Regions from separate parts of the Homo sapiens genome. Here region 1 is linked to region 2. Evidence: chromatin loops called from intact Hi-C (ENCODE). Cell type or tissue: GM12878. All regions are shown on one strand. Links, peaks and the distances in the headings refer to the core of each region. The heading gives the core; the rest is flanking DNA.

Region 1 (16,298 bases), core at 5,678-10,677, 170 kb after region 2:
GTGTGTGTATGTGTGTGCGCCAGCTAGCTGCCCCCACTCTCAGGAGCCCGGTGCTGATGGTGATCTCTCTCTCTCTCAATGCAGGAACAAGGGGCTGCATTGTTAGCTAGCCTATCTCTTGGTTTCTGATTCACCCCGGGCCACGGCAGCCTGAGCAGGTTCACAGCTGCTCAGGGTTATACTTTCCAGCACATTTAGGACTTGGAACAGCCCCAGGTTTCAGGAACACATGGTGATGGGGGAGGGGAGGGGCTCAAATAGACGGGGTGTGGGGGAAGCGAGCTACTTCTTTCTTTCTTCAAGATGAATCTCCATTTTCATCATCTGATAGCAGGAACAGCATCTGAGGACGGCGGATGAATTGCAAACCTGCTCAGGTCGGGGGAGAGGGCAGGCGTGTGGGGGAGATGGGCAGATTTAGTTCATCCTGGCTGAGGTCTTCTTGTGCAGCCGTGTACCCTCTGACACACAGCTCTTGCTCCAGTTACAGCCTCTGCACAGCCAGGGCCTGCCAGGGACGCCCACCCGCGGGGCACTCTGGCATACATCTCGGAAGTCAGCCCCCAGAGTGGGCCTCTGGCTTCCAGCAGCCATGGCCAAGAGGGCAGGGAGGAGCTGGAAACCGGCCCTAAGAGGTGGGACGTGAGGAACACCAGCTTCCATCTTACAGATCGGCGGGGTCTTTTCTCTCTGTTGCTAGTGGCTGGCTAAGGAGGAAATCGAGACTATAATTTCCCAGCCTCTACCATCTCCCTATTTTCTCTGAGACAAGTAACTGCCTCACAGCAGACAGGAACCAGGTGACACTGCTGTCCCAAGCATTCTGCCCACATTCAACCACAGCCATTCATCCATCCATCTGATATCTGCTGAGGGCCTTCTAAGAGCCAGGCATGGTCCAGGTGCTGGCTTTTAGCAAGGAGCAGAACACAGTCCCTGTCCTGCAGGAGCCAGGAGAACCCACAGGAATGGCAGGCATTGACAGCACCATGTACAAGGGGCTCGGGCTGGGCAAAACCAGATTTGAGCACTGTCAGTGACTTTGAAAAGCCTGGACCCTGCTCACCTGGCAGCAGGCAGCCTCCTCCTCTGCTGCCATCTAGCTGGACAATCTGGGGCAGGGTTCTCTTGAGCCTGGTCATCTCAGCCCACCCACAGAGATGACTATAGGTATCCTGCCTACCTCCTAGGGCAGCTGAGAAACTCAAGTAAGATTTGTGCACAGAATCCCAAAATATAAAACCTTTGTCCAGCTCTCAGATTCTTCTCCCCCTTTTCTCAATGGGGTAACTGAGGACTGAGGCCTAACATGCAGGAGCCTGTATCAGAACAGGGAGGCTGCTGTGTGCTGCCAGAGATTGCCACCCCTCCCAGCCTCTCTGGGCAGTACTACACAGAGCTGGCCTCTGTGAGGGGTGCAGAGCAGCTCCGGGACTCCCACACAGAGCCCCTTTCTCCTGCGCTCTGGCCCAGAGCTCGCTCTCAGGGTCCTATAATTGAAAAGGCGACCGCAGGCCGGCAGTGTGACCTTTGGGCCTGCCTGGGCGGGTGACTGAGTTAGGCCCCCAGGTCCCCCACCCCTGAGAGGACCAGCCAGGCCCCAATTTTTCACAGACACAGCAAGGAAGGTGCAGCATGGCAGAGAGGACCGGGCTGAGCTCCTGGCTCCCAGCCCCCATGGGTCACTTGTCCCCTCTGCTCCACACTGTTCCCATTCACTATGCGGGATCAAGAACTACCACCCTCTCTTTGAGGATAGACAGGGAGAGAGGACAGGGTGTATGTCAGAGACTAGATGAGTTTGCAGCTGAATAAAAGGGTTTAAGCAGCCTGGTTAAAACAGGAAAGAGCCTCAGTACAACCTAGTCATAGTGCTGCCTTTGACTTTCTACATAGAAGTTTCTACAAAGATGGAATGTTCTAGAGTTGCACTGTCCAGTAGGACAGCCACTAGCCATATGTGACTATTGAGCACTGAGATGGAGCTGGTGTGACTGAGAAACAGAACCTTTACCTAAGTTTAAATAGCCACATGTGGCTAGTGATATCCATATTGGACATTGTAGGTCTCGCGGTGGGGGGAATGCTGAGGCTTTGGAGCCACAGAGATCTAGGTTCAAATCCTGACGCTGCAGCTGAAACTTAGCACTTCATGGCTAGGGCATGCTGCTTGACCTCTTGAGACTCAGTTTCCCCGTCATTTAACAAAATTTTTTTGTAAAGACAGGATCTCGCTATATTGCCCAGACTGGTCTCGACCTCCAGGCTTCAAGTAATCCTCCCACCTTGGCTTCCCAAAGTGCTGGGATTACAGGTGTGAGCCACTGCACCAGCCTCCCCATCATTAAATGTAGAGCTGAATAATATACTAAGTGAGCCTGGTGGGGGGCCAAGGCCCAGGGTCCAGCTCATAGGAGCTGATAGTCCATCTATTAGGACTGCTGCCTCGGCCCCTGCAGAGATCAGTCTGGTGGCTTCAGGCATCTGTGTCTAGGAGGGCTAGATTGATCCAGGCTTTTTCTTCCTATGTGTGTACTGAAGGAAGCCTGCAGGCAGGAAAAGGTTGTTTCTCCTTAGTGTGTGGAGGATTTGACAGAGCAGGTCCAGAAGTGCCAGGACAGGTTGTCAGGCTTGGACCTTCTGCTCTGTGCTCATCAGCTTCATGCTTCATAAACAGACATCCCTAGATTCATTTGGTGAGCCTGGTGGACCCAGGCTGGACAAAGATGGGATAAGAGGACATCTCCTGCCCTGGAGCTCAGCTGCCAGCTGTTTTCCTCCTAAGCTGCTGCCCATGAGCTGACTTTCTTCCTCCTACACCTGAATCAGAACTTACCTGTCCCACCTGGTAAAAATCTGCTCATTATTTGCCTGAGTGACAGCTCCTTGCCTTGGCCCAGGCACTGAGGTCTTCCTAAGATCTGGCCCTGCCCTTGCCAAGAAGCGCATCGCCACTGCACAACTCCGACAGGAGCACCAGGGACCATGAAAAAGAGGGAGCTCTGGGCTGGGTTGGCAGGTGAGATGGGGTGGGGAGAGCTCCCCAGCTGCTCTCTGAGGACAGCCACGTCCCTGGCCTTGCTCTGTGGGAGCCTCTGAGCCAGCCACCCTGGAAACCTTGGTGCTACCAGTGCCATGTCAGTGGGGGCTGCCCGGACCGAGAATCTGGGGCTCAGGACACTCAGCCCTGGGCAGCACTGACAGACCTGTCCTCATGGTGCATGGCAACAGGGGCTCATTCAGATGATGAGGGCCACTGGCCCGTGCCCCCTGGTGACAATGGCCAGGCAGGAGAGCTGGCAAGTGCCAGGGCAGCCAAGAGTCACAGAGGAAAACAGCCGTCATAGTGCCAAGGATAGTGAAGCTTGGTTTCCCCATCACCCCTTCATCTCATCTGCACCAAGTGTAATCACTCAGCCCTACTTCACAATCCCTCTACAAGGAATAGGACGGAATGAACTACACTCCATCCACAGAGGGAAACATGGAGGTTCAGTCACCTACAGAAAGTCACCTAGAGACTCTGCCTCAGGGTTCTCCCTGCCTTCTGCCCCACACCCCACCAGATCATCATCATCCTCGTCCTCCTGATCATCAACACCATTGTCATCACCATTTATTAAGTGCCTGATTTTGTGTGGAGCATGCATTGTTACATCATTTCATCCTCACTACAACTCTGTGAAGCAGGTATATTTATCCCCAGTTTACAAAGGGAGAAACTGAGGACCCAAGAAGTTATTAACTTGTCTAAAGCCACACAGCTCCCTGGAGTAAGAGAGAGGCTGTACAGCCCAGGATGTCACTCCCTGCACAGCACAACCACTCAGGAGAGAGGGGCGGGAGGGAGGAAAGGCTGGCGGGATGGTCTCTCCTCCATAACATGCCACCAAGCCCAAGACAAAGGTCTGCTGCTGGCAAGGGTGACCGTGTGGCCTGGAGGGAGGGCAGAGAGTGGACAGCGCTGGGGGAAAGCCCTGCAGAAGCATGCTAATCTGCACCCCTCCTCTCCACCCACGGAGCCTTTTCCTCCAGGCCAGCCTGTTCCACAGGAAAAACAATCTCCCCTGCCTGGGGACGTGAGGCCCTGGGGCCGGCTGGGCCACCTTCTGGTCTGTCTTCATTCAGATCCCATTTCTCTCCTCTCTGGAAGCTGGGGGAGGGAGTCACGCTGGGGAAGGCGAGGATGAGGCTAAAGTCTTCATCTGTCCCCCTTTAAGCCAAGCAAAGAAAAATAGCCCTTTGCCAAGATCTTTCATCTCAGTCATTTACTCTCGCAGATGTTTTCTGCAATATAAACAAGAAGCAAAGAATGTTGGGGAGGAGAAGAGGGCGGGAGGCGGGTAGGAGGGAAAGGAGGAGTGAATTGACAGCTTTGAAATCTGGGCCTGCAGAGGGCAGGAAACAGGACCTTGGGAGGGTCCCGACTGCCCTGAGAGCCTGGGCAACCTCAGGACACTGCACCGGGGCAAGCCAAGGGTCGCTTCCCAGGGTGTCTTTGAAAGGAGATTCTGGAGAGGCAGCCCAGCCCTTGAGTGGGTGGTCTCCCCAGACGCCCTCCCTCTGCCTGGGAAGCGACACATGGACGGCAGCTGCTGGGGCCCTATGGGCCCAATCTGGAGCCATGCCCTGCCAGGGAACACACCTGCCCACCTTAGCACTCCCCAAAAGTTCTGGGGCAAGGACGCTCAGCCTGCTGCCAATGGAGGCATCAGTAGGACTGACAAGAGATGCTGACACCTGCAATGGGCATTAGGGTGCATGCGGGGGAAAGAATCTTGAGCTGGTGGGGGTTGGCACCTCCTACAGTGGGTCAAGAAATAAACCAAGGAAATCAGGTGTCTCTGAGTTCACTGTTCTGTGAGATTCCTATTGATGTCAGTAGCTTTTAAACGAATAAGCCATGGATTACGAACTCAAATGCCAATGGGGGCTGGCAGTAACCCACAGGAGCAAAGCCAGGTGAGCACTGCCCTGACTTGAAGAAGGCTGGCCCATCTAAAGGGGGCACCACCACTCAGTTTCAGCTGGGTATTTAAGACAGCCTAGAAATCCAGAGTTCTGTATAAAGTATCCTGTTTTTAAAAATATTTGCACTAATTAAAAACAAAAAGCAGAAAAATACCGGGCTGGACACGTGAGACGTGCTGCTGAGTAGCTTTTAGTTTGTGAATCGTGGATTTGAGATTTTTGCAAAATATGCTGGTTGAATGAATAAATGCTTAGTCTTTCTGCTCTTCACTTTAAAAAGGGATTTGTGAGAAGCTTGGATAAGAATCCAATAGCAAGCTTTTATTGGGCATCTACTATCTCCCCAAAATGGAGCTAAACATTCTGATGGATTCAGAGAATCAGAGGACCTGGTCTTGCCCTTGAGGATTTACACTGTAGTTGGGAGACCGAATCAGCTCCTGGTGCAGAGCCTGGGCAGACACGGGGTTCCAGAGCATGCGGCAACAGACACTGCTCCTGCCCTCAGGGAGCTACTGTTCTGATCTGTCTCCTGTTCTGTAAAGTGGGAACACACAGGAAATGAGACCAGTCCTTGACAGTCCTTGGTTATGCGGCACAGAATGTTTAGGGGAAGGGGAGAAACTAGGCAATGCTCCCAGAGGGGGCGGTGTTTGGGCTGAACCTTGAAAGATGGGTAGGAAGAGCCACTTGTTTCCAGCTGATAAGTGAATTCTGAAACTGGCCGACTTCTCACCCAGCCAAAACATTGAGAACTCTGCAGGATCAAAACCCAGGACCACCAAAATGAGGGAGTCCTGCTTGCTAAGAAAGAGTGGCTGTCCCACATCTGCCATCAACATGTCACCAAATCGCGTATAGTGTCTCCAGGGGAAAGTCCCCTAGAGCCTTCAGGGGAAAGTCAGTGAATGGGTGGCTTGAGCGGAGCTGCAGCCACAGAGGAAGGCCAGCCATTTAGGAAGCAGTGACAGGCAGGCCTGATGTCAGCAACCTTTTTGAAAGGAAAGAGGGGGACAGATTTCACACAAGGGCCCTTGAGGGTTTCTGAGTATCCGTGGTTTCCCGTGAATGACTATAGTTTTGTGCTCCTTGCAAGGAAAGGAACGGAAAGGGAACCAACTCTGAGATTCCCACATATTCCACAAACACACTGCAGAACAGGAGAAATTATTCCCGCTTTACAGAACAGGAGACAGACCAGAGCAGTAAGCCTCCTGAGGGCAGGAACCATGTCTGTTGCTGTTGCTGCACGCGCTGGAATCCCTGGTGCCTGCCAGGGGTCTGCACCAGGGGTTGATGATGCCAAATGTGACTTGTTTGAGATCTTACAGCCAGAAGTGGCCCGGGGGAAATTCAATCCCAGATCTGCCAGACCCCAAAGCCCTGGTTCCTTCTGTGATGCTGGGGAAATCTGCATCTCCATAGATTCCCAAAGGTCACTTAAAGGAGAATGCTGGATGCTCCAAAGTTTGAAAACTATGAGCGGATGCACTCCATCATGGGTTGGTATGCCCAAGGAAGTGTTAGCATGAAGGGGGCGTGGCATGCAAACATATTCATGTGGCCAGGCATTGGAATTCAACAGAGATCCTTTGAGACAACACGCCCTCCTTTTCATGCCCGGTAGAGGTCTCTTCTCCAACAGCCCTGGGTGCGAACATCTCTAAGGGAAGCCAACTCACCACCTCACGTCCCACTCTGACTGCCAGCAGGTTGTGCTCTAGGCTGGCCCAGTTAGCCATCACCCAGTGGTCTTTGTACTCTCTTTCTGTCCTCCACCAACAAGGCTCTTCAACATGACTACCTTCCAGACACTTGAGAACCTCTCTTTTATTTGCCAGCTCTCTTATTTATCTCTTCTGCTTTTCCTTCACACATTCTCGTGTGACACACTCTCAGTCCCCTCCCCCATCCCCATGGCTGTCAGCAAATGCGATCCATTGCATTTTGCTTCTCCTTTAAAAGCAGTGCAGTGGCATTCCAAGTGGGACAGACCAGTAAAGAGGCCAGCAGGAGAAATACCTCCCTCATCTTCAACACTCTTCTTCAGTTAATGTCACCTAAGATGACACCAATTTTCTTGGTAACTGTTCAGGTTGATTCACGTCGACTTTACAGTCAACACACACCCCTGAGTCTTTCACACCTGCCCCATCCCGGGCATGTATAAAATTCCATTTGTTTAGCCCCAAGGTTCCAGATGTACATTAATCCTATTATATTTCATCTTGTTACATTCAGCCACCATGAATCCAAACTGTTTTGGGATCTTAGGAGATTCTAATTCTGTTATCCAAGATGTCAGCTGCCTCTGAAAGTTCTTCCTAGTCTCTAATAGAACTGTTGAAACAGAACGGTCATGGGAGATTCTGGGACACGGATGGAACCACCCAGCAGGCTGACATCCATCTGTTTGTTAGCAGCTTTAGGGCCACTCAGCACATCCCCAGCTGTCCCAGTGACACTGTCTCCAGCCCTCCTTGTTCTCAAGAGAGCCATGAGCTGTCTGCTCTGCTGCCTACCACAATGCCATGTGCTACCAACTTAGGAATCCTGTCTCCTCCCTCCAAAAAAGTACAGTGAGTAGTCATCTTTTTTCTTGGTAAATCCATGCTGATTCCTAACGATCATCACTTTCTTTCCTAAGCCTTCATAAGCCATCCCTTTCCTTGTAGATGAGAGAAATTAACCCTGAGTTCAAAGCAGAAGCCTTCAGACAGCTGTACGTGTTAATTCATTATGCTGGGCATCTCCATTTGCCCCTCCACAGCCACCCCATCCTCCTCCCCACTGCTCTGTACCCCAGGAAGCTGACCTTGTGGACCGCATTACTGGGCACCCTTGCCCTCTGGCTTCAGTTGGGTTCTGCCAGTGGGAGGCACCAGCAAGAGACAGGAGGGTGGGGCCAGGCGTGGTGGGTCACCCCTGTAATCCCAGCACTGTGGGAAGCCAAGGTGGGTGGATCACCTGAGGTCCGGAGTTTGAGACCAGCCTGGCCAACATGGTGAAATTCTATCTCTACTAAAAATACAAAAAATTAGCTAGGCGTGGTGGTGCGCACCTATAATCCCAGCTACTCAGGAGGCTGAGGCAGGAGAGTTGCTTGAAACCAGCAGGGTTGAGGTTGCAGTGAGTTGAGATCTAGCCACTGTGCTCCAGCCTGGGTGACAGAGTGAGACTCCATCTCAAAAACAAAGAGAGAGAGAGAGAGAGAGAGAGATGGGTGGGACAAGGTCAAGATATTTATTTATCCTCCTGGTTCTACTGTAATGGGCCCTTGCTTGGCTGTGTCTCTCCACTGCCCCTGTATCTAAGGCCATAGCCCCTGATGAATGGCTCTCTCCTCCAGATACTTTCTCTTTCACTTCGCCCCCTTTACCCTTCAGGCTCCCCCCGCTGCTAGCCCTGGAGGGCTTCATCTTTCCTTGTTAGCTTCCTTTAGCTTTACGCATAACTTGTAAGTAGTGACATTTCTAAATTCTGCTCAATTACCCCATTTGAGTGTGCCGTCTGTCTCCTGCCAGAACGCTGACCAATACACTCATATTTTGAGTCATTGCCTAAAGACTTAGGCCTAACAGTGCTAGACGTGGGAGGGAGTGTAGGTGTTGGTGAGAATAGCATAAGAGTTAAAGGCACGGAATTTGTGGTCTAACTAACCAGGATTGAACTTGATTTCCACCGCTTTCCAGCTATAGTTACTGAACTTCTCTGAGCCTCTGCTTTCTCTTCTGTAAAATGGGAGCAGTAGTCCCCTCTCACAAATTCTTTGTCAGGATTTTATGTGATTATATTTGTGAAACATTAAATTTAGCATCAGGTGCATTATAAGCACTTGATAAATGTGTTATTCTGATTATTATTAAGACAGACTCTAACCATTGAGGGTATTGCTTTGGTGCTAGAATACGCTAGCAATAAGCTTCAAGGTTTTCCTGTTTATGTCCACCAGGGAATTTGGACCTCAGGTAATCTGCCCAAATCCTGCCCAAACAGGAGTAAGAAAAAATAAGCATTGTTGTTGCTGTTATTTTATTAGCTAGAGAGGCAGTCAATTCTATCACTTATTGTCAACATAATTTTTTAGCAAAGACTACTCTAGGAGGCTGTAGTTACATTCTTTCTGACACCTTTCCCCTATCTCTTTTCTACATAATCTTAGAGTCCCCCAACCACCAAGGATGATTCCTACTGATTCAAACTAAGAAAATGTGGCACCTTTTAACCTCTGCCCTTACAGAGCTTCTCCCCACCACATCCACCCCCGCCCACAATGATATTCTTACCAAAATAAGCTCAGAAGAGAGTCTCTTAACTTTGTCCAAAAGCTAAATCTGAAAGAGGTTAAAGGTTCTCTGGTCAGTCGCATTTCACCCGACTATTTTTAGCTGATATAGGGCAAAACAAGTTTCCCCAAAGATCTGGGCCCTGTGAAAGCTGGAATTTCTGCCAAGATGGAGGAATACAGCTCTCCCTGCTGGAAAAGAGAGCACAATTCCCTCTTTCCTCACCCCGGGATACCTATTTGCTGCCAGTGAATCTCCCACCTACTCTGTCATGCTAGCATTTGATCACATTGGGTTCATATGTGCTTATTTGCTGCTCCAACCCCAATCCTTACTCCTGAGCCTTTACCACTCAACTATCAATGTGTCCACTCATCCTCTGGGCCATCTTGTGCCCTCTTATCCTCTATCTCCTGGGTCAGAAGCTTGGCAGTTTTCTGGATGTGACTCCTAATGGAAATCCATGACAAAAATGCCCTGGATTCTCAACCAGGGAGAGAAACTCCTCTTCTCAGCCTCTTCTGCCAATGTGCCCCACTCCTATTTCTCTCTCCTGAGAGCCCTAAGCCCTGCCATGTTCCTTCTGTCCTTTCAGCCCCTTTCTTCCCCTACTCACATAATGCACCAAGGGTAAGCATCTTCCTGCCCAGATATATCTGCCCTTTCACATACTCCCATGTGACTCTTTGACCTCTGTTGTTGGAATCTCTTGACTTAGAAAACCAGAGATGTTTCCATGACTTTTAAGGCTTTTGTTGGCAAGACAGCAAGGAGAATGGAGTGAGGGGCCAAGCTCAGGCTTTCTGCCTGGCCCCGGAGGGCAATGCCATGGGAAGGTGACCTCGTCACAGGCCTGGGGGCTATCCCAGTGGGATGACGCCATTGGGTACTCTATCTCAGGCTCCTCTGTTGCTCTGCCCTTCAGGCAGGATATTGAGTTTTAAGTTAAAAGACAAGGATCGAGCTTCATCTTATGATTTATGGTTTAGGCCAGGGTTTCCAAAACTGTATAAAAAGTTATTCCTGGCCAAGTTCCCTATTAGTCATATGTGTGAAGTGGAAACATCACTTTATCAGAAATATACTTCCCCCAACCCATCCCAAACTGTGTCTATAATCAGGCTCTGGAGGGAAGACACTGGTATTAGAGCTGGTGTCAGGAGAAGAACTCAAGGGAAGACGCTTTACTAATAGGACTGTATGGCCCTGGCAGTGGTGATTATACCAAACACATATGGAAAGGGATCATGGGGCAGCCAAAAGAATGATGAAAACTTCACATTGGTACTGCCCCTAGAGGTGCTTTTCCACGAATGGCTAGATTATGAATGTTTAAGCTTTCTTATTTAAGTGACCTTACTCCATCAGCACCCGTCCACTCTCTTCTGGTACCCATGCCCCTGTTTCTTGGGGAATCCCACACCATGCCCTGCTCTCAGTCCATGAGATTTCAGTGCAGCCAACTTTACCCCCAACTCAGGGTGAAGCACAGGACCCAGGCCTAAGCCAATCAGAGCATTAGATTCTCTTGGGCATAGTGATTGGTTTAGGAATGGACATCTGATCAATCAGAGCCAATGAGATACCTTAAGGTCTTCCCTAGGACTTCTGGGAAGGGGACTCACTCTTTCCCCCTTGAACCTGAAATCTGAGAGGTATAGAGCTGGAATTGCTGTCATTTTTCTGTCACATGAAACCTGACTCTGAAGCCAGCATAGCAGAGAGTAGAGCTGAGAGATTTTTCTGTCACATGAAACCTGACTCTGAAGCCAGCATAGCAGAGAGGAGAGCTGAGAGATGGAGAGTACCCAAGTCCTGATAACACATTATTTTATCCCTGAATCAATTTATATCTGATGCTGGCCCTAATTCTGGATCTTTTTGTTGCATGGGCCATTGGATTTCCCCTTTGCTAAAGCAGTTTGAGATGACTTTCTGTCCCTGGCAACCAAAGAGCCGTAGTTTACAGCTATTGTTTAAAAATACATTCCTAAGTGTAAATGGAACTAAGAGAAAGGAGACAGGGCCAGCAATAGATCTGTACTTTGCAAGCACAATCTATTGCTCAGGGGCACAGACAGAGGCATATCACATACTTAAATGTGAGGAGAGCAGTACTGGGAGGTCCTCAGACAGGAAGAGGGTGAACCCCAGGCAGGAAGTTCCATCAGCAAGCATCATGTCTTTGGAAATGAAATTATTAAACAACCAGACCATTTCTATTGAGTTTCGTTTTTGTTACACCCCTCTTGGTATGCTTAACATAGTAATAAGTATTACTGCTATAGTGAAACTCCCTTATTTATATCATCACAATTTCTATTTCCCTATTATTTACTCCCTTTTCCTATGAAATAATAAAAATATTTACTCATCATGAAATTACTTTCTCTAATTTAATCTGCTTTTCCCCCAGTGTATTATAAAGGTTCTCCAGAGAAACAGAACCAACAGGATCTCCCTCTATATATAGAGATAGATTAGATATGGATATACATATGTAGATGTGGACAGAAGTGATGTCTGCCTCTTTCAGGGTTGGCCTTTTAAAGCAACTCAGCAACCCTCCAGCTCTCTCTTCCCTGATGACAGCAATCCTGAAGTCACGTGTTTCAGGTGACATAACCACTGAGATGCAGGGGTTTATTTGCCACAGCAGCATAACCTTTCACATTCTGACTAATGTAGATGTATCTAGAGAGATGTAGCTATAGACGAGATGGAGAGAGATGGATTTAAGGGAATTGACGTATGTGACGGCGGTGGAGGGAGGTGGCAAATCTGAAATTTTGCAGGAAGTTAGGTGGACTGGAGAGCAAGTAAGAGTTGATGCTTCAGCCTTGAGTCCAAAGGCTGGAAACTCAGACAGAATTTCTGAAACTCAGGCAGAATTTCTGTTGCAGTCTGGAGGCAGAATTCCTTCTTCTTCAGGAAACCTCAGCCTTTGCTCTTCAGGCCTTCAACTGATTAATGAAGTCCACACCTATTTTGGCAGTTTCTCTGCTTTGCTTAAAGTCAGCTGGTTGTAAATGTTGACTTTATTGTAAATCAAATATAAAAACTACCTTCACAGAAACATCTAGACAAGTATTTGACCAAATAGCTGGGCACCATAGCCTAGCCAAGTTGACACATAAAATTAACCATTACATCCAGCTGGAGCCAATATTCCCCCATGCTCCTCCATATATTAGTGAGGGTTCAGCTTTGGATTCCCAGGCCAACACTAAGGTAGACACTGCAAATAATGAACCCTTGACAAAGCTCTGTTAGTTCCCAGATGGAAGAAAATTAATGATGATTGCTCAATTCAGTCTGGACAGAATGCTTTACTATTTCTGTTGTGGTTAAAGTATGTAAGTCAGCTCTTATTTATTATATCTCCATTGGTTTACTTTTCACTGTTTGAGGAATTCTCCTCCCAGCTACCATGCCAGAAAAACACTTACACCCTGCCCCGTGGATCCCCAAAAACTAAGGATGTATCCACAGACCTAACTGAAGGCAGATCAGCCTTCAGTAAGGTAACTCCAGCAGGAGAAAGCATTTTCCCCGTTGTGAGGCCTGTGGGAGATCCTCATCTGAGGCAGATGTAAAGAAGCACTTCCCTGGCCTGGGTCTGCTGGGAAACAAGTGATTACCAATCCTTGTGCTGTCCATGAAAGGGCCTCACCCCTGGCTGCTGAGGGTCTGGGAAATATCTGCTTCAATGAATACCCAGGTGCTCATTTTTCTTCTCCCCAGTTACCTGCTAAAGGCTCCATCTTGACATCAACCCTGGGGTCACCCTCCAGGATACTTCCTCGAAGCAGCCACATTCCTGGGGGCATCTGTGCCAGCAGGGGATGGTGGGATGGCAAATCAGCAAGTTCTGTCAGTCCTCAGCACCACTCTGTCCACAGCCTCATGAGAGTTTTGTCTGAGGACCTTCATTAGGCTTCAGGGCCTGTGGCTGATGACTCCAGGTCAAAGCCCCAGATGATACCTGCTCATCGAAAACCACGCATTCCACTCCACTTCCCGGCCTCCCCTGCCGTTAGGTGGAGGCCATATGACTAGATCCTGGCCAAACGGATGTGGACAGAGTCATGTCAGCCACTTTCAAGGCTTGTCTTTAAAAGCATCACAGCAGCCCTCCAGCTCTGTCTGTGATGGCAGCAATCTTGAAGCCACATTTCAGGTGGCATAACCATTGAGACATGGGGATCTATTTGTCACTACAGCAGTAGCCATTCCCATTCTGACTAAGGTAGAGCATAAAGGAATTATGATCCATGGCTCCCCTCTGCCGCCCGAGTCATCTCACAGATGGCGGGCTGTTCTCCTGCACCCCCAGGCACGCTGATCCGTGACATCTCTCCCAATCGCTGGTTAAATGACCTCAGACACCTGCTGTGCTGAAGGTGACAAGTCAGGGGCAGCATCTGCATGTCTGAAGCAGCTCAGGATCTTCTCTGTGCCCAAATCCCCAAGAAAAGTCTAAAACTGGTAAAGTAATTGAACCAAGATGGGTTTTCCCGAAAGACCTTTTACAGCTTTGAGCTCATTAAGGAAAGAAAGAGGATTTCAAGACCTAAACAGTGCTGGATTCTTTCTATTTTAGTTGAAGTTGAAAAGACGATATCTTTGCTAGAGTCCAGAAAGAGTCTTACCTGTTGAAAACTCATGCAACTTAAAGTTCCTTCATCACGGAGAGCCTACCAGGCCTGCCACGTGGCATGACCCATGGATGTGGGTGGGACTGCTTGGTATTTTCAGACTGTTGGAAACAGTGGCCTCTTGATCTCAGAGAGAGCCAAATTAAGCTGATTTCACTATTTATAATCCCTCCGGAAATAAGCAAAGAAGAGAAGTCTAATTGCAAACAGACTGAACTTTACATAGGAAATATGTAGGCCCCCTGAGGCACCTAGAAAGTGTCTAAAGCCCTAACTGCCTCCCTGCCTCCCCTGCTTCCCTCTCCAGAGCACGTAGGCCACATCTAGAGAGGCCTGAGGCTGCAGAATGGCCCTGGACTGGCCAAACCAGCCCAGCCAGCCCCTTGGGCCTAGGGGCAGGGACTTTTGGATGAGAAACAGGAAGACATTTGCCCACAGCTTGAACCATGGCTTTGGGAAGACTCTTTGTTCTTTCTTCCCCATTATTTTGGGTTTTCTGGTCTTTATTCCGTGCTTGTCAAATTCCAGGCATGCAAGGCTTTCAAACACACTATCAAACCCGCCACTTACACACACACACACACACACACACACACACACACTCCCCACCCCCATTGCATTCCCATCACAATCACATTTGTAGCAGAGCCCTGGGATTTGTAACCAAGTGGGGCCCAGTAAGAGCTTTGTGAAATTTCACATGGCCCCTGGCCTTCTGTAACAACTCCAGAGCTAAAGCCCCAGCCAGAACCCTGGGCCTTGCTGGCAGCTGTGCTGCCGGGTCACTGTGGGAGATGAGACAAGGACCTGCGACCTGCTGTGCCTCAGTTTCCCTGCCTGTCAGTTTGGACAACCATGACTGCAGCTAATTCTGAATTGTCTGCCTGCTGGTGGGACCAGGCCCTGGTGGGGGGCTCAGATTAATGGCACGGAAGTCCCAGAATGAGTCAAAGAAGAGAGAGACCAAAATAGATCAGGAGCCAAGCGCCCAGAATGGCAGCCAGAGAAGATTAGACACGCTGCCGAGAGAACCGTCCCGATGACTTTATTGAGGGCTCTTGCTCATAAACAGCCACTATGTTATTGTAACTTCCACAGACCAGGCCGACCCTTCCTTGTGACGGGAAGTTTGGGATTGGAACCGTCCGTGGGCCCTGCTGTTGCTGAGGTCACCCTGGGAGCTGGGGCTCTTCCAAAAGGAAATCAGCATGGGGCTCCGGGGCTTGGTGGAACAGTGGACAGATGGATGGTTTTTGAGTGAGAAAGTCATGGTTAGGAGTCAGGGAAGAGTGGCAAGTGCCCCCCGGCCCACCCCTCTGCAGTTCAGCTGGTGGGACTAAGTCTTTCTTTATGGGCATTTCTGCTGAAAAGTCCTTCCTCCCTTACATTTGCTTCTTGGTCTCATGAATCCAAGGAGAGGGCACTAGGCCAGGGTGACAGATGTGGAAAAAGCCCAGAACTGCTGCCATAGTTCCCATCCCTGGGAGCCTCCAGTCCCCAGCCATGCCCAGCAATGGCTTTTCCTCTCACATCCTGACCCCTCACATCCTCTGTCTCATTGCACAGCCCTTGCCCTCCTGGCCACTTGCTACTTTTAATCCTCCTCTCATGTGGAGAGCAGCCCTGGCAGGTCCATCCACTCTCATCTTCCACTGGAGTGCTTCAGGCAACAATGGAAAAACTTAAGTTTGCCAGCAAAGTGGTCGAAGGCCAGAACTTGTCCATTTGAAGATAGAGACACAAATATCTCATTTCAGTACCAAAGACCCTTTCTTTCTTATCACTGCCAGCTCTCCACCACCCATCCATCTCCTGCTCATCTCTGCTGGAAATGCTACTAGCCAAGGCGAGCCAAGCCAAACAGCTGTTTGTGGGCTCACAGACCCTCCAAGGATAAGGGTCTCTTCTGTGATGACCAGATTGCACCCTGATGCCAGCCAGCTCCTGGCGTCTGCTGCTGGCCCCCCCAAGATGGTAGCCTGGGGAGATACAGCCCAAACGCCTGATCCAGTCTCTTCCCAGTCTAGCTCTGTTGGCAAAATGAAACTCCCTGCCAAGGGAAAGCCAGTTTGGACTGTCCAAGGGGCACCCATGATAACTGGGCAAACCATCCATCCTGGGTTGGTCCGTGTGCTTTGAGACTTACACTAGGTGGGCCAGTTGAGGAAGGAGATAGGAGGAAGAAGTCCAAGGCAAATGTCAGATTTTTAGACAAGCCACTGCTGGCAACATGTTTTTATTTGGAAAATATTGCACAGGAACTTACAGTGAAAAAGAAGCTTTCAAAGCCCTACATAATGTAACCCTATCCTACCACATCTCCAGTTTGCTGTACCATGCCCTCCCCTATGTGGATTCACCTTGGCCAGACATACAAACCCAC
Region 2 (16,298 bases), core at 5,820-10,819:
ATTACATCCTTTTGTTTTATTTTTGGTTGTTGATCATGATGTACAATTCATTACTTTTTTTTCTTTTTTTTTTTGAGTTAAGTCTCACTCTGTTGCCCAGGCTGGGGTGCAGTGGCACAATCTTGACTCACTGCAGTCTCCACCTCCCAGGTTCAAGCAATTCTCCTGCCTCAGCCTCCCGAGTAGCTGGGACTACAAGCATGTGCCACCACACCTGGTTAATTTTTGTATTTTTAGTAAAGATGGGGTTTTGCAATGTTAGCCAGGCTGGTCTTGAACTCCTGACCAGAGGTAATCTGCCTGACTGGGCCTCTCAAAGTGTTGGATTACAGGTGTGAGCCACCATGCCTGCTCATTAATTACCTTCTTTTAAAGGCCTTATCTCCAAATACAATCTCACTGGAGGTTAGCACTTCACATATGAATTTTGAGGGGACACAGCTCAGTTCATAACACCTACCATAACTGTTTTCCTCACAGAACATCCCTTATCCTCTGATCTTGCCCTTCTTATCTGATTGGGAAAAAAGTAGATGCTGGCCAAGAAATGCAAGTATGACTATGCAGTTTGAGAATTGCTAAGCTAGGTGGGGAGGGTGCATGAGACAGGAAGAATGAAAACGTGGGTGGATGGATACATGAATGGATGGTTATTACATGGAAAGACAAATGAATGAATAAATGGCTTTGGCAGTGTGTTGATGGCACCAGGACAGAAATTACGTTCTGTTTCTTTAGGGTTTGTCTTTTTTTTTTTTTTTTTTTTTTCAATAATACAGGGCTTACAAACTCAAATGTGCATGCCAGACAGGTAAAAAGAGTTGCAAAAAGAGGCCAGGTGCAATAATAGGCAGTTGTAGGGACTGACAGATTAGAGAGAGCCTACCGTATATAAAGGGGCACCAGTTACTGACAAAGACTCTCATTCTGACCAAACTTGAGTCAGGCTCCTCTGAGTCCTCTTTCTGACTAGGCCCCAACCTTGGGCTCTGTCCTTGGCTTGCTTAGTCCAGTTTTAGCAAGAATCCTGCTAAGTCAATTGAGTGAAAATTCCCCACCCTTTGTATTTGATCACCCTCAGTACCTAATCAAATTCCTCAGCCCCCACCCTTAATACCCTATCACCCTTGCCTGCCTTCAGTAAGAATCCTGCCATGTCAGTTTAGCGGGAATCCCCCTAGCCTTGGTGTTTCTTCTTAGTAATTTTTCATCCACTGACATCCACCCTGCTCTTTGGCTACACATTATCACTTTTCCTTGTTGTATTCGGAGTTGAGCCCATCTCTCTCCAAGGCTGCAAAACCCCATTGCAGTGTTCCTTCTTGAATAATGTCTTACTTAAAGTCTTTAACAACTGTCATGAAAAATTTCTCTTTCACAGTCTCAGCTCTAGACAATTGTTATCTTGTGGGATGCTGACCTCATGTTGCCAGAATGTCGGATTTTACAAGGGAAGCCAGAAATCTGGGTTTTCAGATAAATTTTTTCACTATTTTTATTTTATTTATTTATTTTTTGAGATGGAGTTTCACTCTTGTTGCCCAAGGCGGAGTGCAATGGCGCAATCTCAGCTCACCACAACCTCCACCTCCCAGGTTCAAGCAATTCTCCTGCCTCAGCCTCCCAAGTAGCTGGGATTACAGGCGCACGCCACCACGCCTGGCTAACTTTTTTTTTTTTTATTAAATTTTTCTTTAAATCTTGAAATTCAAAAATTATAAAATATTGTATAAGCCAAATGAATGCTCTTGTAGTCCGAATGCACCCTGGAGGCTGCCAGATTTCAACTCTTGGGATGCTAGAAAGGCATCTGTAATGTTATCACATGAAGATATAGATGCTTGTGAGTTTAGGCTCATGAGTAGACTGCCTGGGTTCATACTGCAATCCACCACTTACTAGCTTTGTGATCTCAGGCAATTATGCATATAATTCTTAGAGTTATTATAAGGTTAAAATTATTTAATGCATGTAAGTACCTAGAACAATGCCTGCTGCCTAGTAAGAAAGCAGTAACTGTGAGCTGGTATTATTAGCTAGTATCATGAAATCTCTTGGTTTCCAATAATACCATTTCTGTAAAATGGGGGAAACCCACTTGCCTTTTTTACCCCCTAAAGGCTTGTTGTGCAAGTAAAAGAACAACTGTGAAAGAGCTTGAAAAAGTAGACACATTGCTAAGAAATACACCAGGCATTTCTATGTTCCTATTCCCACAGATGAGGCACAGCCTTTCCCAGTGCAGGGCTGGGACTCTGTAGGAAGAGGAAAATAGCAGTAACTAGAACCAGTCCTTTATTCTTCTCAGGGTCATTTGCTGTTTTGTTGTTCTTAGAATTTGGTGAGTTTTTCTTTTTCTTTCTTTTTTCAATTATGATAAATTTCAACATTCAGAAAAGTAAAGAAAATAATATAATGAACACCCAAATGCCCTTATCTAGATTTCCTAATTATTACATTTGGCAGATGTGCTTCACTTGGTGAGTTTTCCTGGCAGATATATGTGAATGGAACATGCAGAGATGTGGTAGAGAAGTGGGGAGAATTGCAGAATAAAGACAGACTGGGAAGCTGAGAGCCGTAACTACCGCAGCCTCTACTTATTTTTTAAACTTGTAAGATCCAATCAAGTGTGGATGGTTGCCTTTTGGATAGGACCCTGGAGAAGGGACTTCTGTGCAGAATGGTTTGTTATGGAGAATACATTGTTAGCACCTTAAAGAAAGTAATATAAATGGGATAACAGAAATGATTTTATTATTTATGTGATTTTAATTTATTTTTAAAGTATCAATTCTTTTGCAAAGAGAATATATTCATGTATTGCTTATGTCATTGAAAATTAAAAATTTCTAGAGAGACTTTCAATGTGGAAATGTCTCTGCCATGAAGAACTCAGGGGTTGAAACTTGTGGATCTGAGAGAAGTCTGATAAAATCAGTGATTTAAAAAATGTTGGTCACTAAAATTGAAAGGTTTTAAAGGCAGAAACACTCCGATTCAAAGAAAGTATATGCTAATTATAAGTGATTCGTTTCTGGTAGATTATTTGAAAAGATTCTCTAAGACATATTGCCCCATTTCTCAACATCAACTATTACTGCATTTAAATGCTAACTCTTCTCTCTGGAAAGGATGTCTTAACAACATGAAAGCAACTAAACTTTGCTTTAAAATTCTATTATTCAGACTCCACATTAATTTAAGCTGACACTCCTTCTCAATTGGGGCAAATCATCAAAGCTTTATTGTATTGAGAACCTTGAATTCAGCAACAAAGAGCGTGGGGTATGGAGGGAAAACGTTGAGAGGGGAAGGGTGGAGAGCTCCCAAGGCCAAAAGAAGGGAGGGGCAGGGAGGAACACTGCAGGAAGGACAGCAGAGAGAAAGATGGACCTTGGAGAGGCCAAGGGGAGAGCGGGGAGTTAGAAAAAGGCTGAGATAAGCAATGGGAGGCCTCCTCAGAGGGGCCTTACACTGTCAAACTGCCCCTGGAGCCTCTGCTCATTAACATGGTAGAAGCAAAACTAGCCTACAACTTTGTAGTCACAAATTTTTCTCCAGAGTTATGGATAAAAAGGGAGCTAGGAGATAGAGAAAGGGAAAACATTCCCTTTCTTCCTACATTTGGATGCCTCTCCAATGTCCTTCCTAAGGCACCCTGCCCAGTGGCCAGTGCCTGCCAGTAAGCCCACTCCACAGACCCTGAGGCCTGGAGCCCCAGCCCTGGTCATGGATTAGTGCCTGGCCAAGTTGCACTCCAACCCCAGGCCCGCAGCCGCCCTTCCTCCTCCTTTCTGTTGTGATTGACTCTGAGATATATGATGTGGGATATACTAGGTGCAACGCATCATGTTCGTTATTGAGGCATAAGGTAAGGAAGGATCTTTTGAAATGTGAGGACATCATCCACAAACTGTCACTGACCATTTACGATTTATAACTAGAATGTAATAAGATTTATAAGATGCACTTTAAAGCCTAAAAGAAAACTGAGTTTTTTCAACATGTAACAACATGTAATAAATATTAATTTCAAAAACCAAAGTAGCCCCAGTTGGTCTTTTCTCTACACCAAAACAATCCTCAAGGATGCATGAAAGCCCATGGACACTGTGGAGCAGACAGCTCCTAGTGTCCAGAAACCCGTCTTAGTCCAAGTGGGGGGGCACTGCAAGAATTCAGTCCCCAGCCTACCACCTTCCAGCTCTGGGCCCTCAGAGAATGCCCATAGCCTTCCCGAGTCCCAATTCCCCAGTTTGTAAAATGGGAATAGAAATAATCTGCCTAATCTTCATGCCAGGGGGCCTGTGAAGATGACAGGGTAGATAAATGATTGGTTTTCCAACCTTCATGGAAGGCCTAAGCCTGAGTCTATGACCTCCTCTCCAGTTTTAAGACATAAATCAGATCATGCCATTCGTCTGCTCAAAACTCTCAAGTAACGCTTTTTCACTCAGAGTGAAAGTGGAGTCCTTCCACAGGCCTAGAAAGCCCCACCGATTCCAGCGGCACCTGCTTCTTCGCCTCTCACAGCTCCTCGCTTGCTCACCTGTTGCAGCCACACTGCCTCCTAGCTGAACCCTCTCACAGGCAGGCTTTCACCTTAGAGCCTTTGCACTTCTGAACCCTTGCTGGAACCCTTTTCTCCAGAGTACCATAGCTGACTCCCTCACCTCCTTTCCTCACATAATGGATGACTCCCTCACCTTTAAGTTTTTGCTAAAATATCACCTTCTCTATGAGACTGACCCACTTAAAATTGCAACCCGCTCTGCTTACCCCCATCCTGCTCTACTTATATTTTCCCAAAGTACTTATCGCTATACAAGGTAATAAATAATCAATAGCTCACAATGTTTACCCTTCATTCTGTGTCTTCTCTGCTACCATATAAGCCCTGGAGGGCAGCCGTCTTTGATTTATTCATTTTTTTCTTAAGCACCTAGAGCAGTGTCAGGTATATTAATGACCTGCAATAAATAGGTTGGATCTTTCTTAGAAGTCCAGGATATAACATCAATAAAAGAAGGGCTGCTACAACTGAAGGGATTTGTGAGCTCAAAATCCCTCCTGCTATCTCTCTACGAGCAAGTGCAAAAACTGCTGACATTTGTTCTTGTGTGTGAAACCAGTTTTGAAGTTACAAATTGCTACTTGATGTCAGGTCCAAGGGCCTACACAATAGCTTGCACATAGCAGGTGCCTAGTGGTACAGATTATAAGGGGAAGGGAAGTAACATTTGTTGAGCAGCTACCAAATGATAGGCAGTGTCTGTGCCTAGTGAACTATAGAAGTGATTTCATGAAACTGTCAACCCTTCTACCATTGTCTCTCCAGGACCTCATACCAAGCCTGGCATGTATTAAGTACTCAGTAAATGCCTGCTTATTTCCCTAACAACCCTCTGAGGCAAGTACCATTATCCCCATCTTGGAAGGGCCCAAGATTCAGATTTAGATAGCTTGCTTAATGTCATACAGCTCGTGATCAGAGCCAGGATTTAAATTCTTCTCAGACAAGCTGCAGCCTCTCTGATCCTTTGAGAGAATGTACATTAGCATCCCTCCGAGCTTCCCTGAAGCAGAGCTGTCTCCCAGCGACACCGGAGATGAGGGGAGGGGTCTCTTTCTCCACCTGGACTCACTTCCTCCCTTTGTGCATTTGGCTCACCTGGAGGGGTCCCCTGCTACCTTTTGATTAATGGGTCTGCCCTTCCCATCCCCCCGGCCGAATGACCCCAGAGTTAGCTGCAGTTCATCTTGAATCATAAATCAAGTTCTCAAAGACATTGCAGCTTTGTGCTCAAAATCTCACTAGAATTCACATTCTTTGTGAAAGGCATTTGCTTATGAGTAGAATGATGGATTCATCAAGTCTCTCCTTTTAAGAAAAATCTGGATGGTATCTGCTGGTTTCTCCCTGCTCCCTCCAAGAAAAAAACAGCCCTAGTTACTCAATTTCATGTAGTTAGAATTCCCCCAAGGACCTCATACTCAGCTTCCACCCTGGCCATACTAAAGAAGAGCCCCAATCATGTTGCCATTTTACATAGATAGAAATCATTTGCAACTTGCACATTTGTTGTGCTTTCCATATACCCACGATTAGCTCGGATTTTATTTTTTAGCCATTGCTGAAGTGTCACGCGTCAGCTATTTACACTGTATGGGGACAAAACAACCTAATGTATGTCCCAGACCTATTTTATAGAAGCCGAGAGGCAGCCTCTGAGTCTCCGGTTCCCAGAACTCTAGCCCTGGGAGAAAGCATATCCATAAATCTCCCAATGCTTTATGCCAGGTTAGAATTTCTCTTGGGAATTTTGGAGTTTGTATAAGAGTTGCCTCTAAAGGCAATTGATGAACTATAGATGTCAGGCGGGTTTTCATTTTCTGTGTGCTTTTTATTTCATCTAGAACCAACAGTGGCCTTTAGAATTGGATTCTTTTCAGAGACTCTCTCTATAGGTTTCATGTTCAAAGGCTCCAGGTTGGAGGAGCTCGAGGTTCAGCTGAGTGTCAGAAATGACCAATTCTGGCTGGACGCAGTGGCTCATGCCTGTAATCCCAGCACTATGGGAGGCCGAGGGAGGCGGATCAGTTGAGGTCAGGAGTTTGAGACCAGCCTGGCCAACATGGTGAAACCCTGTCTCTACTAAAAATACAAAAAAAAATTATCTGGGCATGGTGGCACATGCCTGTAATCCCAGCTACTCAGGAGACTGAGGCAGGAGAATCCCTTGAACCTGGGAGGCAGAGGTTGTAGTGAGCTGAGGTCACGCCATTGCACTCCAGCCTGGGCGACAGAGTGAGATTCCGTCTCAAAAAAAAAAAAAAAAAAATGACCAATTTCACCAGTACTGCTCTATTAGAAAAAGGGTGGGGGTAGTTCTTCGGTTTTGTGACTATCCTGTGTACTGGAGGACATTTGTACTTGCAGCCTCATCCAGAAAATGCCAGGAGCATTCCCCGAGGCACTCTAACAGTCAGAGGTGTCTGTGGGCAATACTCCAAGCACCCCCGGTTGAAAACACCAACAAGGCTATCTCTGAAAGACGGTGAACTGGGGCAGCACCACTAAGTTTCACCATCAGTGAGGCGTCAGTCTAGATGGGCACTTTCTTTCCACTGTAAGCTGCTTCCTATTCTTGTTGCCTTTGATGATCTTTGTTTGCCTTCAAGTCGGGTTTGTTACATTTGTTTTCATCTCCAATTCCTGCCATATAAAAATGAGGGCAGTGAGAAAGAGAAAGGAAATACTGAAATTTTCCCTCGGACTATAGCCTCCCAAGAAGGGTCGTGTTCTCTGGAATGACTTTTAACTCTTTATCCAGTTAATGATCGGGAAAGTTTACTAGATGTAGGTTCCCAAGCCCAGCAAGCAGAGTATGTGATAAGAGATAGAAACAGGGACAGAAAAAAATGGATCCATCAGGACCCAGACATTGGGGTGCAACCAGTGGGTCTTCTCCAGCTCCACAGCGCATCAGTTCTGACTCGCTTGTAGATTCCTGAGTACTGCTCATCTGCCCTACAAGGCATAGTGGGTTTTCTCTGATTTCTAGAAATGTCAGCATTCTCTGCAAGGTGAACGGCCAGAGTCGGGATCTTCTATTCAGGCAGAGATTATATAACTCCCTGGGCCCTGGAAGAGCATGACTGTCTACCAGGAACCATCCAGAGAGGCTGTCAGATGAATCAGCATCTGTTCATGCCCTGCCTTGCTTCTCCTGGGCATGACTGCCTCACATGCCAACACCCAGGCTTACAGGTCAACTATTCCAACCCTGCATCCTGCCCACCCCACTTGCTGGGGAGTGCTCTCTACAGCTCTCAGTGCATCCTGTTTGTTCAGACCCCTTTGTCTTCCACTGGCGCAACCGAGAGAGGATTCCTCCGAGCCCCTTTGCTTTTGGCTTTGAAATCAGATCCTGGCACACCTGATTATACTCAATAGCTGGAAATGGTAAGGATGTCCGATGGCAGAGAGCTCTTGTTTTAAGTTCTGCATGCCAGGAAGGCAGGGGGCTGGGTCTCCTTCTCAGGGCTAGGCTGGAGGGGCAGGATGCTCTAGCGGAGGAAGCAGTGTTAACTTGAAGGGAAACGCAGTTGAAAAGGAACTCGAAGCACGGGCTGCCAAGCGCGTAGAAGTGGTAACTGACGACACACTGTGGGGCTCAGACCCCTTCCTCTCTGCTCATATGCCCCTAGATGGGAAACATTCAGTTCCTGCTCAAGGGAACCAGGAGAATCAAACCTGTCTGTCCTGCTTTTTCTGTAGAAGTGTCAGCTCTGAGGCCTTGACTAGGTGGAATAAATAGTGACTTACCTCTTAACCACAGTGAAAAACCCATCAAGCATTTGGATATTAAGGGCTGCCCCTGTGTTCTCAAGGGACCCTCAGCCTCAGACACTGCCTCCTTTCAAGCAAAGATGCTGCCCTAACACGCAAGTCCAGTGGCTTTAAGAGTCATTATGAAAATTTCACACAAAAAGGCACAAAGAGCATCCATGTACCGAAACCCAGCTTAAGAAATGAAATGTTACTGATGCAATTAAAGCCGCCTTTGTCCTTTTGGTCCCATCCTTCCATCCTGCCTTCCCCCAGCAGTAACCACTCAGTCATTGACAAACAGTGTGTCAAACATGCACAAACGGTGATGTGTCCATCCCTCTTTGGAATTACTTAACCTTTTTGAACCTCAGTGTATTCATCGGTAAAAGGGGGCTACTGACAGGATGAAGGAAAATGATTTATGACAAATATTTGGCTGTTGTTCCTATAAAAAGGAAAAAGTCACCGGAAAAAATGGGTCAAATGTAAGACCCTTTCCAGCCTGGCCCCAACTTGCCCCGGCAGCCTCCTCTCCTCTTGTAGCCATATTCCCTCCTCTCCTCTCTGCAGCAGTGTTCCCCAGATATGCCACCTGTGTCCATGCCTCTGGGCCAATGTGGATGCTGTGCTTACTTGCCTGTAATGCTGGTCTCCTGTCACCATCTTCCTTTAACACTGGGGTCCACTGTCCCCACCTCTGACAGGGCCCAGATGCAGTGACTCCTTGGTGCTCCCATGGCCTGATACCTCTGTCTGAGCACTTGCCGTATGGCTGTGATGTTCCTGGTATGTCTGCCTGGCTTTTTCACTGAGCTGCTTATGCAGCAAGGCAGGGATGGGGTCTTCTCCATCCAGTGGCCTGGCCTATTGCCTTCTGGCGCATGGCAGGACCATATGCAGTGAATGAATGAATTCCATTAAGAACATTCGTGATTCATAGGAGGAGGTCAAAATATCAACATTAACAGGAGCTTGGAAGAAGCTGATTTCCACCCTCATGAATGACTTCAAGGGTTCAGGTGCATGAGTAAATGACAGTTCCATCAACAGACTACAACTTTCTGCCCTAGTTAACACAGGGCATCTCCATGTCCCCAGTTCTCCCTATGGGCATTTTTCTCTTTGAAATTCCAAATCTTTTCTGTTCTAGAAGCACGAAACTACAAGTTCTCTCTCAACTCTTCAAATGAGGTTGGAACAAACAGAATGGGGGCATGAACTTTTTTCCCCATAACTTCAATAAACAACAGTTTTAGCCTCAGTAGGCTTTATGCAAGCCTTCAACATCTTTTTCTAGGTATCTTGACACTCATGTTCTTTTTCTTCTTGCAGCCTATGGAAATTCCTAGAGACAGATAAATGTGCAAACCTGTTCATCTTGCCAAGAAAAATCCGCTTTTCTGCCACAGAAACAAAATATTGGGAAAGAGTCTTGTGGTGAAACACCCATCGTTCTCTGCTAAAACATTTGGTTGCTACTGTGTAGACTCAGCTTAAGTCATGGAATTCTAGAGGATGTATCTCACAAGTAGGATCAAGAACAAGCCCAACAGTAATCTGCATCATAAGCTGATTTGATACCATGGCACTGACAATGGGCACTGATTTGATACCATGGCACTGACAATGGGCACACAGGGAACAGGAAATGGGAATGAGAGCAAGGGTTGGGTTGTGTTCGTGGAACACATAGGTTTTTTTTTTTTAACTTTCTCTTTCTAAAATATTTCATTTTGATGGAGGTGAAATTTATATAAGATGAAATTAACCATTTTAAAGTAAACAATTCCGTGGCAACTAGATATCATGATGTGCAACCAGCATCTCTGTCTAGTTCCAAATATTTTCATCACCCCAAAAGCAAGACCCATAACCATTATGCAAGTGTTCCTATTTCCCCCTCCTCCCAGCTCCTGGAAACCCACCAATCTACTTTGTTGCTATGGCTTTACCTATTCTGGATATTTCATATAAATGGAATCATATAGTGTCTGTCTTCTTTCACTAGTATGTTTTCAAGTCTCCTCCATGGTGTAGCGTGCATCAGTACTTCATTCTTTTTATGGCTGAATAATATTGCATTGTCAGGATATACTGCATTTTGTTCATTCATTCATCCGTCAGTGGTCATTTGGGCTGGTTCCACCCTTCAACTATTGTGAATATTGTACTGCTATGAACTTGCATACACATGTATTTATTTGAAACCTATTTTCAATTTTTTAAGGTATGTACCTAGGAGTGGATTTACTTGACATATGGTGATTCTATGTTTAACTTTTTGAAGAACTGCAATACTATTCTCCACATGGCTGAATCATTTTGTATTTCCATCAGCAATGTATGAGCACAGGTCAGATTTTTTGGGAGTCACATTTTAAAGTGGCACAAGACCCTTCTAGAGGGCTCTGTTCCATGCACACAAAACTCATAGTCTCCACGTGAAGACACAAATTTTTCACAAACATGCAGGCAGAGAAAGGAGAGAAAGTGGACCCTCAGCAGACAAGTTGAAAGATGGTTCAGAGAAGCAGTGGACTTCACCCATCATCTTGCTGTGCTCTCCATAGCTAAGCAAGGGGCAGACTGGAGATTCCACTGGCTACTTTGTCTTATTTTCACTTCTTTCCAGTTAGTCCCCACTACTCTACCCTTTCCACAGGACTGTAGGGTTACGGTGACTTTCCTACCCCTAGCCAGGTTCCAGTGGTGGGGGACTCTGTGAATATAGGATCTAGTGTTCAGAGCTCCCAGATTTGTGCAGACTGAACTCTACACATGCTACTTGTCAACATCTGTGAGCCAGAAATAGGAGGAACACCTTTAAAAAGAAACCTACAAACACAAAGTTATTCATAGATGCTCTTGAAGGGCAAAGCAGGGCCACCACCAGAGCCCCATGCAATTAGACTCATCAGAGGGAAAGGGCATAACACTGGCTTTTTTCTTAAAACCACCTGGAAGGAGCTGAGACGTATACTAAATGTATATAGAAGTATTATTTGATTGGAAGAAACAAAAAATGCATTGTATTATAATCTGTCTTCCCTTGCCGTCTGGTAGCTTAACTGTCAGCAATTTTGGAGGAAAGCCCTTCCCAGCAGGGGACTGGGAACCCCTGGGCAATGTCTTTCCTATGACACATGGATCTCTATGGTTGAATAAGGGGCTGAAGGAGGAAATAGACAACAGGGGTCAGAGAGCAAGGCTAGAGGAGGCCTTTGAGAAAAGAGAGTTGTGCCCCCTTTTCAGTGAGTGTGGGGCCTCTGGAGGTTGGCAAGAAGAGGAGAAGGTGAAGGGTTTCAGCACTGAGAGAATGATGTTTCTGGTGGGGCTTTGCCAGAAGGGGGCTCATCACATGTGAGTTTTTGCACTCGTAAGCCTAAGGGGCACAATGGGTTTTGAAATCCCAACATATCCAACTAAGAACAGGAAGCCCTGGGACTCAGCACAGACTTGAGTCCCCCATTGGATGCAATGTTTCTTACTAAGCGGAAAGAACTTGTTTTCACTCCCTGCCAATGAGTAAAGAATGAAGAGCTAGATTTTTCTTTGAAGGTGGTGGATCATGACCCCTCCTTGAGACTAAGCAAAGAAGCACTGATGTTACCATGGAGAGGAGTGAGCCCCTCACCCACCCCAGGTGAGAGGTCTTATCCTGACTTTTTAGTCATAATCCAATGTGATATTTTGCAGGGTTAGTGGATGCAGTAGGTTAAATGGTGGCTCCCAAAAAGATACGTCCATGTCCTTACCCCCAGAACGTGTAAATATGGCCTGATTTGTATAAACGGTCTTTGCAGAGGTAATTAAGGATGTTGAGATGAGATCATCCTGAACTACCCAGGTGGGCCCTAAATCTAATGACAAGCATCCTGATAAGAGACACAGAGGAGGACAGTCACAAAGAGGAGGAGGCAGTGTGACTACGGAGGCAGAGACTGGAGTTAAGCAGCCCCAAGCCAAGGAACACCTGGAGCCACCGGAATCTGGAAGAGGCGAGGAAGAGGTCTCCCCAAGAGCCTTCAGAGGGAGCCTGGCCCTGCAGACACCTTGATGTGGGGCTTCTGGCTGCCAGGACTATAGAGAATACATTTCTGTGGTTTTAGGCCACTCTGTTTGTGACACTTTGTTGCTGCAGCCCTAGAAAACTAATGCAGTCAGGTTGCCCAGAGAGATGAAATGACTGGAGAGAGAGAGAATCTGGTCGTCTAGAAAACTGAGTTCAGCCCCTGGACTTGCTGCTGGGGTCTGAGGTGAACTTTCCTAAACGTTGTGCTGTGGAGTCTCTTCCCTCTTGCGTTCCTCATACATTAACTTCTCATGGCAGAGATCGGAGCTCATGGTTCACCTGAGGACACTACTAAGGACCAAGGAAGTTCAATCAGATCCTCACATCTATTTGAAATAGTGGTAGTAATAATGACCACACTCTATAGAATGTTTAACATGTGCTAAGTATGTCACATACATTATCCCATTTAATCCTCGAAACAATCCTACATGGTTGCTATTCTCATCCCCATCTTACAGATGAGGAAACTGAGGCTCTGGGAGGTAATGGAATCTGCTCAAGGTCATTTGGCAAATGCTGGTGGAGCCAGACCTTGGCCCCAGGTTTGCCTGTGCTTAAGCCACAGTATTACAGAAGGCTCAAGACCCACAGAGATGGTCGGGCCAGCAGCCCGTAGCACCCAGCTGTCAGATGAGAAAGGATTTATTTATTGATGTATGTATTTTACTAGCAGCACTGGCATTAGAGTTTCTTTGTCAGTGAGGGTTGGAGTGATGGGTTGATTGAAATGAAGGTTGCTGAGATGACCTGGTGGGTCCTGCTAACAGCAGATGGATGTCAAAACATTTGCATTCAGGGGGAGATAAAGTCAAAACTGGGACAAATCAACTTTCTCTCAGCTCCAGGGCTCTAAGGTCCTTTCTTCGCTCTCAGCCTTGTTGGGAAAAGAGAAGAACCCCCTGCCACATGGTCTCTCTGGTGTGAGAAGCTGACAGTCCACTGCTGAGCTTTCCCTGCTTTGCCACAAATAGAGGCACCTCCCCACACAACTCCCTCTCCTGCTGGAATGGGAAGAGAGGACACTGGCTGTTAAGAAGAGCTCTGGGGATCTCCTGTCCTGGGGCAAACTCAGTTTCTGGAGTCCCCTCTTATAGGGCTAAACCCAGGTGGGCTCTGACTGTTTGGGGTCCCTGTGCCTCTCACAGTCATGTTTTCAGAGTTTTGGGAGATCTGGGCTGGTTTCCCTCTTGCCATGGTTCATGCTGGGGTGTGGCCAACATGGCAGCATCTCCCCTGCCCTCCCAGATTTCAGGTTGGAGGGAGTTCGGCTTCAGAGAGACAATCCACAGGCCTGCAGATTTCCTCCCATGCAGACCTCAGTGCAAGATAAAGTCAGGCAAGGCTGTGCCACAGCACAACAGCATAATAAATCCCCCTCTGGCCTCCTCCCAGACTTATTGTTCTATTGCAGTTGTTTTGAATATGATCAAAAGGAAGGAAGAGACTATGCTATCAGACTGAGGAAGAAGGATGCTCTCCTGACCGCTCCTGTTGCCCTTGGCCACCTTATTTTAAATATGAGGAAACCAAAGGGCAACGTGCAGCCTAACCCCATCCACATCATGAGGAGTGATGAGCTGCAGCCAAGGCCCCATGGAGCTTTGGTGAGGCAGCAACCCCTGTGCAAACTCGCTGACAGCTACCTTAGATGTCCAGCCCTGTCCTTTTACACACCATGGGGGGCTGGAAGGCCCAAGCACAGGGTCAGCAGCACTTTGAGGCTGGAGCCGGAAGTAGGCCCTGGAGCAGCTGAGGTAGCTGATGTTAACCCCTTGGACTGAGAACTAAGGCTGTAAGGCCACAACCGTTGGAAATAATGGGCCAGAACAGGAACTGCCCAAGCTCAGCTGGCCCGGTGCCCACTTCTCAAGATAGTGAATGGCTCAAGTTCTTTGGAAATGTTGTCAATGTCAGGGCTTTGGCCTTGCCTATGTGCAGCCCAGGTTCAGGCACAGGCATGGGGTGGGCTGTGACATCGGCCACCACTGCTGGATTCCTGCAAGGAACTAGAGCAGAAAGCAGCGACTTGCCTTAGCCTTCAAAGGTAGAAAGGGCGGAGCCGAGTGTTCCTCTTCACAGACTTGCAGGCTCACACAGTCCTCTGCCCTGCCCAATGCCCAGATGCTGATTCGCCAGGTGCCTGGCTGCCACAGCCCGGTCACCTTTATCTGGGCTGGAAGGCCACGTCTGAGCCATCAAAGGAGCCTCAATGGGAGGGGACGTCAATGTGCTTCCTCAACCAGAAAGGTGGTTTGAGTTTGGCCAAAGCAGCCCAACCAAATAAGTAAAAGCCTGTCAATGGAAAGATGGGGGCTGCTGGGAGATCACACGACAACAGAATGAGAACCATTATCAGTCTCATCCCAGCCTGAAGGAGGGAGAGCCTTTGAAGCCACAGACAGGCTGAACAGAACTTTCCACCTGAGAGACGCTGGAGATGGGAGGTCAGGCTGCACTCAGCCCCTACGAAAACTGATCAAAGCCTGCTGCAGAAGGGAGGGGGGCGCACAGCTGCAGTTCCGACTCCCCCCACGGGCCGCCCGGGACTTTCTGAAGGCAACAGGGCTGCCTTTGCAGGGCCCTGTGGGAAAACCCAACACAGATGCACATTGCAGCCAAACCCCCAAGCACTGCTGGGAGAGGGAAAAATAAACCCCTCAATAGTCCTGAAAAGAAAAGGGAGGGAATCAAAGCACACAAAAAATGCAAAGACCACCCACCTGATGAGTGCCTACCTTTCGGAAACAAATAACTCCTGGCTTCCAAGGCGCACTTCTAAAAGAACAGACGGACTGAACACTGCCTCAAAGCTGCATGCACCAGGGGATTTGTGGGAAGCTGTGGCCCCTTCTAAGCATCGGAAGCTTAATTTAAAGTGTGTTGGCCTCTGCGGTGCCTATTCAAGGGCTCCCTTGCATCCGCTGTCCTCCCTGGGAACCTGGGAGACAAGAATCCTCATTTAGAAAAGGACAGGATCCTGTGTGGACTCCTTTATCGTGGTTCTCTCAGACAGGACAGCCATATCTGCCAGGGAACATTCTAGGGGGCATCTTTCAGGCTAGATCCAGGGTGATGTGGGCCCCTGCGAGGGCATCTTGGAAGGCTGTGTTGGTTCTGCCTGGACTGGTCCCTCTGGGACAGCCTCAGCCTACCCTGCCTGGCCTCACCCCTCCTCCCTCTGACCTGAAGCTCCTTTGGAGGACTGACACTTCATGGAGCCTGCAGTTTGATCTTTTCTGAAGTGGAGACAACAAAGCAAAGCCACTTCCACTGTGTGCTCTCTCAAAAGAATAGGAAAGCTCTTCTCTCCTCCTTGGGAATGGATTTGGAGGGAGGGTGGAGGGCGTAATGATGGGGAGGCCTTGGAGGTATTTTGGTGGAGGAGGGTGTGTGTGGAGGAAATGAGCCGCCCAGGAGCATGGGAGAAATTGACATGAGAACATTTCAGAAGCACTGGTTTAACCGGCTGACATTCTTTCCAAAATGGATGGACAAGCCTTTAGGAGTAGACAGAGGGCCTCAGGGAGGAGAAACAGCTGAGGAGGAGGCATCTCCCTTCCCCCTCCTCCAGAGGCTGATGCTACAGAGAAGGCGGCAAGGCCTCACTGAGCGCCTACCCACCACTCACTAGATTTCTATCTTTTTATTACCTTACCCTGGGAGATGAATGGGGTTATCTCCATTTTCCAGGTGACAAACAGAGATTCAGAGAGGTGACGAGAGGCTCTCCAAGGACCCATATGGAAGTGTCAGCTGGAATTCAACCCTCAGGCAGCCTGGCTCCAAAGTTCACAACCTTTCCTACTTGTTTCAGCCCTGCCCTGCCTTTCAGGGCTAAGAAGATGTTAGTAGATGTTCCATAAATATTTATTAAATTGAACTGAA

Evidence for each region. Peaks named below come from ENCODE experiments on the same cell type or tissue, not always from the same donor. Only the 100,000 strongest peaks of a DNase experiment are listed, where the experiment ranks them.
Region 1: a loop joins it to region 2, with 2.0 times the contacts of the local background. A loop is called at or near these places in 2 of 110 quality-filtered maps.

The regions. Positions count from the first base shown.
Region 1 is chr14:68,655,145-68,671,442 of GRCh38, forward strand. The region is part of intron 2 of RAD51B-AS1 (RAD51B antisense RNA 1); the gene reads right to left. It also overlaps a transcript of RAD51B not described here. Among named protein-coding and RNA genes, the nearest start is that of RAD51B-AS1, 22 kb to the right of the region's middle. RefSeq lists a silencer at 2,940-3,068 and enhancers at 8,238-8,427, 14,293-14,793, 14,794-15,294. In GM12878, for the core only: no CTCF peak of the experiment used is centred there; DNase peaks (open chromatin) are centred at 8,537 and 9,191; H3K4me3 peaks cover 913 bases; H3K27ac peaks cover 1,727 bases.
Region 2 is chr14:68,487,454-68,503,751 of GRCh38, forward strand. It overlaps a transcript of RAD51B not described here. Among named protein-coding and RNA genes, the nearest start is that of RAD51B-AS1, 190 kb to the right of the region's middle. In GM12878, for the core only: no CTCF peak of the experiment used is centred there; a DNase peak (open chromatin) is centred at 8,468; H3K27ac peaks cover 1,212 bases.